Linked DNA regions of Homo sapiens: region 2 is linked to region 1. Evidence: chromatin contacts called from ENCODE Hi-C or POLR2A ChIA-PET data. All regions are on one chromosome and are shown on one strand. The core of a region is the stretch at or near the end of the contact, and the rest is flanking DNA. Distances in the headings are between cores, read along the strand shown. Region 1 overlaps WDR25 (WD repeat domain 25). Region 2 holds the start of MEG3 (maternally expressed 3).

The links. A loop is a pair of places that touch in the nucleus more often than their neighbours do. ChIA-PET counts read pairs that join two places held with the same protein, here RNA polymerase II (POLR2A). Pooled maps may share reads with other maps.
Region 2: a loop to region 1 is called in a map of dorsolateral prefrontal cortex, with 8 times the contacts of the local background. The contact joins the promoter of MEG3 here to the enhancer-like site in region 1. A Hi-C loop is called at or near these places in 2 of 168 maps with a recorded cell type or tissue (dorsolateral prefrontal cortex and mammary epithelial cell) and 6 of 50 pooled maps. POLR2A ChIA-PET finds 5 or more read pairs at or near these places in 1 of 52 experiments (AG04450).

Annotation. Positions count from the first base shown.
Region 1 is chr14:100,439,023-100,442,590 of GRCh38, reverse strand. All of the region lies in intron 2 of WDR25 (WD repeat domain 25), which reads right to left. Among named protein-coding and RNA genes, the nearest start is that of WDR25, 64 kb to the right of the region's middle. RefSeq lists a silencer at 1,345-1,639 and an enhancer at 2,812-3,568. Within about 2 kb of position 2,315, at least 24 of the 41 ENCODE cell types and tissues checked have a DNase peak (open chromatin) inside an H3K27ac peak, as active enhancers do; they include dorsolateral prefrontal cortex and mammary epithelial cell, where a contact is called at or near this core.
Region 2 is chr14:100,824,033-100,827,854 of GRCh38, reverse strand. MEG3 (maternally expressed 3) reads right to left here and starts at 1,737. Exons shown (of 10, transcript NR_190993.1): 1 at 1,638-1,737. RefSeq lists an enhancer at 3,437-3,822.

The sequences.
Region 1 (3,568 bases), core at 1,066-3,565:
GGTTCCTGAGCAACAGGTCGAGATACAAGGGGACAGATCACCTTTGAAACCTATGCAGTTCAGGGGCAAGAGAGAGGGTTCTGATCTGGTTTTGTGTGGGAGAGCCTAGCATATAAAATGTTAATAACATAGACCCACTATTTCAGTGCTGAAATGTTGCTTATCCACAATGCTAGATGTGTGATCTTTTTCTTTCCTTCTTTCCCTGCCAGCCTGGGAGCTCCCCCAGGGTGAAGACCCCTGCCTCTGGTACACCACCATCTACCCAAGGCCTGGTGGACCACATGGCATGCAGTAGGTGCTCACTAAATACTGGCTTTGTGGCTGAGGGAATGTGTGCACCCTCAGCAGAGGGCTAGCCACAAAACAGGTGCTCAGGAAGTGTTCAATTCATCAGTCCATCCAGGAGCAGTGTGATAAGCACACTCTCCCTGTAAGACCCTCTGCAACCCAAGCCCATCCCTCCAAAAGAAGAGCTCAAGCATGGCTCTGGCCACAGTCAAAGCTGGCCCTCTCCATGTTCCTGCTCCTCCTGGCACCTCCCAGCCCCTGCACTGCTGAAAGGAAGCCCTTGGGAGCAACAGCCTGGTGTCAGATCTTCTCTCTGCCTCTCTCTATGTGTGACCCTGAGCAACTGCTTTACCCTCTAACAAGTTTCTCAGCTATAAAATGGGAATAAAAATACCTAACAGAGAGTCAGTGCAAGGCCTTCAGCCCAGCGCTTGGCATGCAGTAGGTGCTCAATACCTGGCCACTGCTACTGAGACTGCATCTAGGAAGGAACCGATGCTTGTTGACTAGGCTCTGTATGCCAAGCACCAATCAGGGGCTTTCCTCCTACTGTCATTTCATCCTGCAGCAGCCCTATGACAGAAGCGAAAGTAGGATTGTCCCATTTCACAGATAAGGAAACCAAGACCAAGAGCTTCAGTAACTCAGCAGGCAGGCTAGGAAGCAGCAAAGTCCACCTGCGCTCCATGTGGCCCCCAGCCCATCTGCAGGCCCCAGCCAAGCTCTCCTGTGTGTCTTCCACCCTCCCCTGCTGCCCCTCTGTGTTCCCACACTCTGGCACTCCAAGACCCACACACTCTGGGCACTGCCACTTCCAGCATCTGCCTGGAGAGCTCCAGAGGTAAGACCTGTCTGGAGAGGAGACTCCCTTCCTGTAAGACGCAAACCACCCCCTGCACTGCCTTCCCTGCCCCACCCCACCCCCTAGGCAGTGAGGGTGGCCCAGTCTTCCCCTACAATGCTCAGTTCTCACAATCATCCCCATAAACATCTTTCTAGCCCCCATTCTACAGCGACCACCCTTCAAGGAGACAGCGCCCAATATCACACACAGGACCTGGCACACAGAAGGAGCTCAGCAAACGTTTGATGACTGTGTGGTAAATGAACAGAGTGCCTCCTATGTGTCCCTCATGATGTCCATACCAGAGTGTTCTGGAAACCTAAGCCAGGAAGCAGAGTCTTATCTCCCTGGCCCAGTTTCAAGACCAAACCAGACAGGGCTCTGTATGTCTTAGTTGATTAAAGTGATGAACAGGAAGAAAACACAGGCTGTTTATTGGCTCCACAGAGAATCCCTTTCTCAAAATGCCAGGGACCGGGTACTTTGACACAAATTCAGCAGCAGCATCTTTAATCATTTCAGGGTTAATAAAAAATGTCAATTACATTTGTCATCAGGACTATCCTGGGGGAACAATCCCAGTGCAGACAATCTCTGGCCAAATGACAGCCTGGTATGTTTGTCACACATCCCTCCAGCTGCCTCGCTGACGAATTTATCGAGGTGGTTACCTCCCCCGGCCTGTCCCTTCGTAAATAATCAGAAGTAATATGGATCTCCCAAATAATCCTGACCTGAGAATTGCTGCTCTGGCTCTCCCTAAATAAAAGAAGGGAATAAAAACAGGGAATGAGACTAAATAGACCAGAAGGTGAAGGTTGCCTGGAAGGATGCGTATAGCAGCCAGGGCAGCCTGGGCTCCTTCCACATGGACAAAGCAGGAGCCTGTGTTTTTCTCCCAGTGTCCCTCAGTGCTCAGCACAGCCTCCAGAGAGCTAGCATGCTGAATCATGACGGCCAGCCCCTCCCATGCCCCAAAACCTTGAGGGTCCCATCCTACAGCCCTTTCTATCCGCCTGTAAACAGCCGCTCAGAACAGACTAAGTGGCATGCCTCCACGGGACTCAAAGCCAGGTGTCTGGCGCCACCCCGCTGCCGTGGCCGAAGGGCTCCCTGACTGTGGCTGCCTGTCTGCATTTTGAGAGTAGCTATTTTGCAATCAAAGAATTCCTGCACATTCATTTGCCAGGTGCAAACGCATCCAAGAGGAAAACACTCCCCTGCTATGACTGACACACATAAAGAGAGGAATGGAGTCAGGTTGAAATTGAAAAAGGAAAACGCTGCTTTCCACCCCAGGACTACTCCAAATGTTCTGAAATCCTGAAATGTGCCTAAATGAAGTGTTCTATCTTTATCAGAGAGTGACTCGAAAATGACTATGCTGCTTTTAGGGACGCTCACATGACAGTTTCCCATGTTTGTTTCTTAACAATGGATCCTTTCCTTGACAAGTGGACCTGAACATGCACTGGAAGTCAGGGCCCAGGCTTCCTCCAACTGGAAGTGGGGTTTGGGCAACTCCCTCAGCCTCTGCCACGTCACACGAGAGCGCTGCCAGCTAGTTCACTCCCATCCACTGCAGCATGCTTTACAAATGGGAGGAATTTTTGCTATAAAACCCTCAAACATTCAAGATAACATTTATTATATTGAATGGAGAAAATATGGAGAGTGTGAAAAATATATAACTGTTTCTAGTATTCATTTTAAAGCTATGGCAATTCAAAGAGTTAAGCTGAGCACAATGCCTTGAAGACCACTGTTAGTTTCTCCAACTCACTGTCACATAAAAAGCGTCCACCCCCACATGGCAAGCAGGGGCTGCCCAGCTGTCCTTCCAGAGAGTTCTGTCTCCAAGGAGAAATCCAGGTGACGCTTTTTCAGCAGCCCCACAGGCATTAGGTTTGCAAGTTAACTTTCACAAGACAGGCAAAGGCTCTTATTTTGACGGCTTCCCTCCATCTAGGCAATTTTATCACCTTCATAAACACTAACGGCTCTTGAATACCTGCTGTGGGCGGGCCGTGCTGTACCAGGCTGAACTGCACAACGCCACACAAAATGCCATCAGATGAGTCACCTGTCTGCACTGAATCAGCTCTGTGATGCACAGGAGTCCGGGGGCTGAAGCAACAGCAGCTTCGTCACCGAGGCCAGAGCCATCCACCACGCATTCTGACAAGCAACAGATGCCAAAGGGCAGGGTCCTTCACTTCCTGAGTGCCCACCAAGTGCCAGGTGCCTCACACATGTTGTCTGTGATCCTAACAATAACCCAGGAGGGTATTCTGCCACCAGTCACCAGTGGGTGCAGGGAGGGTCAGAAAGGAGGACTTCACTTGCCCAGGGCATAGAGCTAGGAAGTACCTGGGCAACTGATGCCCAGCCCCACTCCCTACTGCTCCTTGCCTCCATCTGCAGGAGGGTGCC
Region 2 (3,822 bases), core at 488-2,987, 390 kb before region 1:
ACACACGTTCACTAAAGTCAGAAAGACCCAGTCCTCCAGGCACCGCTGTCACGCATGTGGGTGGTCTCGGAACGAGAGACAGAACCTGTGACATCGCTGGAAAGTAACGCAAAGGGGGCCACCACGCCGCTCCCCGCCTTCGCCCCCAGGCATCAACATCACGCCTCCAAAGTCGTGCCTCCCTCCTTCGCCACAACAACAATTTCTAGCCCCCGCACGATGGCCCCTCACTGACCTTGTCACAGCCTCTCTCTCCATCCTGCTCAAATGAGCCACACCTTCCTAAGACCCCCGAAACCAAAAACCACTGGAAATCAACTAACGTGCCTCTGTGCGCCTCCACAACACCCGAAGCCACGGCGCAAAGGCCGACCCCGGCCTCTGCGGCCACTCCGCAGTGAATCCGGGGGGTCTCAAAACTGTTCCCTCTTGGGTAAACGAATCCAGGATCCTCCAGTAGATCCCGCGCCCGACCCCCTCCATCAGGAGAACAAAGGCCACCTCCCCTCCCCACCCCGCCCCCCAAAATTCCGCAGTGCCGCCAGCGCCCTCTCGCGGCCAGCCAGGAAACCTTCCAGAAACCTGCCACGTAGCCACCCGCCTGCGCCCCCACCAGGCCCGCCGGCCCAGGGTGGGAGGGGGCGGCCTGGGGGGGCTTGACTCTGACAAAGGAAATGGCAAAAGGCGATTTGACCAAAAGTCCAAGACTGCAACATGTCAGGATTTTCGAGCGACCACCACGCAACGCTCTGAAGACCCCCGCGGCACCCCATCCCCAGCTCCCAGCGTCCAGACCCCAGCAACACACCCCCTTTTCTGCATTTCTCTCCTCCCTCTTCCCAGACCCAAGGACACGGCCTTCTCTCCTCCCCAACCCACCCCCTGCATCTATTCTCCCAGTGCCCCCAATCCCACGACCCCCCTTCGGCAAGGACTGATCCTAGGGGGCTACTGGCAGGTTTGCACTTGGGCGCCATCTCTCTCCACTGTGAAAGTGGCTGATCAGGGCAGAACCAGATGATATCGGGTAGAAATTTTACTCCACATTTTGCCTGGGGTCCACACTGCACTAAACCTGTGTATTTGGATTCGGAAAACCTCGCGAAGAGGAACCTCCACTCCTCCCGCCCACGATCCACCAAAAACCTGGCCAACAGCTGGCGAGGCAAATATGCCCGGGAGACCCTTCTATTCGGGTGCTTCCCCCCCTAATTCATGGGGCACGCAGAAGGCATCGCCGCCATATCTCCCACTATTAACGCGATTCTAGAGGCGGCTTCTAATACAGGAAATCCGGGGTTCGCCCCCCAGTGACTGCCGTATACCCGAATCCAAGAGGAGTTCCATCTGATTCCTCCCGCTCCTCTGAACTGAAGTCCCTACCACCCAGCCCACCCTTAAGGACTGGACCCTCCAGAGAGGAGCCCTGACTTCCCCCCAGGGAAATGTGCCTCAAGATTTTCTTTCTGACAAATTTTGTTGCGGACGCTCGGGGACCAGGCGAAGTGGCCGCCTCCAGCAGCAGGACCCAGGATCAGGCAGGCTCTCGGCATGTCCAGGAGGACAGAGCCCATCCCAGAAGCGGATGCCGTCTTCCTTTTGCACATCCTTTGCGGCAAGGATGGCCAACCACTCACCGGGTGAGGGATCCTCTCGTGGGCGCCCCAGCTCTCCTGAGGAGCCGCCGCCAAGGCCAGCGAGCCAAGGCGCGCTCCCTCTCTGCTCTCCGCCGTCTGCGCTAGGGGCTGGCTGGGTGGGGTTTATATGGAGGCGCAGAAGGGGTGGTCTCTGACGTCAGCGCATTCTGCTGCAATGCGCTCATTTCTCTAAAAGTGATTGGCCGGAAAAATGAGCCCCCCAGATTCTATGACAAATTGCTCTAGCCGCACCCAGATTGCAGCAAAGAAGGGAGGAAAAAATTCTGCCGCAGTGCCCCTGGCCGCCATGACCAACACCCTGTGGTCGCGGGTGCTTTTTCCCTGCGTGAGCCCGGCTCGCCAGGCAGGGTGAATTCAGGCACAATGTGTGGGGGGAATCGCCCCGATGGCTGGCCGTCCTCAGGCGGCCGATGGCCAAGGTGGGGCTGTCGGGGCGCAGATCCCACACCTGGCGGTTTCGGAACATCCATCGGAGGATGCGGGCTTAGCGAAAGAAAATCATGCTTTCTCTTATTGTTCAGGAAAATAAAATGCCCGGGCGACATAACTGGTTCCCAGATGTAAGCCAGAGGCTGTCACCCCCTCCCAGCCCACCCGTGCGTTTCTGACTGGTTCTCTTTGACATGGGAGACAGAGCTCCGCGTCTCCGAGTCAGAAAACCCTGGCTGTGGAGTCCCGGGCTCTGCCGCTTACAACTCATGTTCGCGGAACCCGCTATGCCCCTTCCTCTTCCACTGGGTCCGCTTCCTCCACCTTAACCAGGGGTACCCCCCACCACACACACCAGGGTTGTAATAAGAATCCAGACAGGAGCCGTGCCCTCTAAGGAAAGTACTTTTAGAGGGCGGACTGTGTCCCATGTGGAGATGCCTGAGCTACCCCTCAAAGTTGGGGTGATCCCCACACACATGCCCTTTGAAAGAGCCCCAGCGCCCCGAAAAACAGGCAGCGACACATGTTGCGCCGAGCCCTGCCGCGGCCTCGGCTCCGGAGCTGGCACATGGGAGTTAATCCCTAACAGGTGGGAGCCCTCGGCAGCTCTGCCCGGCTCTGAGTGGCAGAGCGTGCAGGGCCGTCAATCAAATGTCCTCTCGCAAAGGTCAAAATGCTGTTGAAAGGGACCGAGGATCTATCTTAGGGTGACAGGTGGGTGGCAGCCAGGAGGACAAGGATGGAGTGCTCGGTGACAGAAAGCAGGTGAGGATGAGCAAGGGGCCCCAAAGAGGACAGCAGAGAGGCCCCGCCGAGGGCATCAAGTCAGAATCGCTCCCCCGCACTTCTTTGGGGGGTTTAAGCGGCGTCAGAGGGAGCCCCCCATGCCCAACGATCCCACAAGGTGACTGTAAAGCAGACGGGAGATTCCAGGGCTGAAAAGAAGGGAGAAAGGCTATTTCTACGTCCACAGCTAATGACTAGGGAGGTGAACATTGACCGTCAGGTCACTAGAGGCGCCGAGCCTTGGGACGGCGTGTGGGGGGCTCGTTTTTTCATAAACAGGCGCACTGTTGGGGAGATAGAGACGTGGGACGTTGGGGTCCTCATGGGGCGCTGCTTTAATATGTCAGGTAACACGAAGGAGAAAGAAAACACCCCCTTTACAGCCTGTGGAGCTTGCCAGGAGCCCCAGGGACTAGAGCCCCGGAAGCAGGCCTTGCACAGCAGAAACGCCCGCACCAGCCACAGACGTCAAGAACGCTTCAAAAAATCATGGCTCCGAGCACCCGCGTCAACAGGAGAACGTTTATTAGCCACAGTATTAATAGCTAGGAAACAGCCAGAGCTGGCCGGGGCCAATCAGCAACCAGGAGCCCCTGTCGTCAGGCCCCCACGGCCAATCAGACGCCGGCAGGCCCGGTTGCTAGCCTCTCGGGGGCAGAGGCGAGGGGCACGCATTGACAAGGGGCTCGCATTCACCCGCCGCGCGTGGGAACTGTGGTGGCCGCCAGAGAGCATCCGCAGCCACGCACCCGGGGGCCCGGGAGGCTGTCGTAGACACAGTGCCAGCCCGCGTCAGCCCTGCAGCCCCACAAGGGCATGAGTTGACGTTCCGGTGGGAGCCCCAGGCCTCAGGTGGGATGCTCCTGGAGCCCCTAGAAGGAGAAACTTCCAGACACCTAATGTCCAGTCTCTCCTGTCAGGGCCTGGCGCCCCTGCGGGAAGTTGA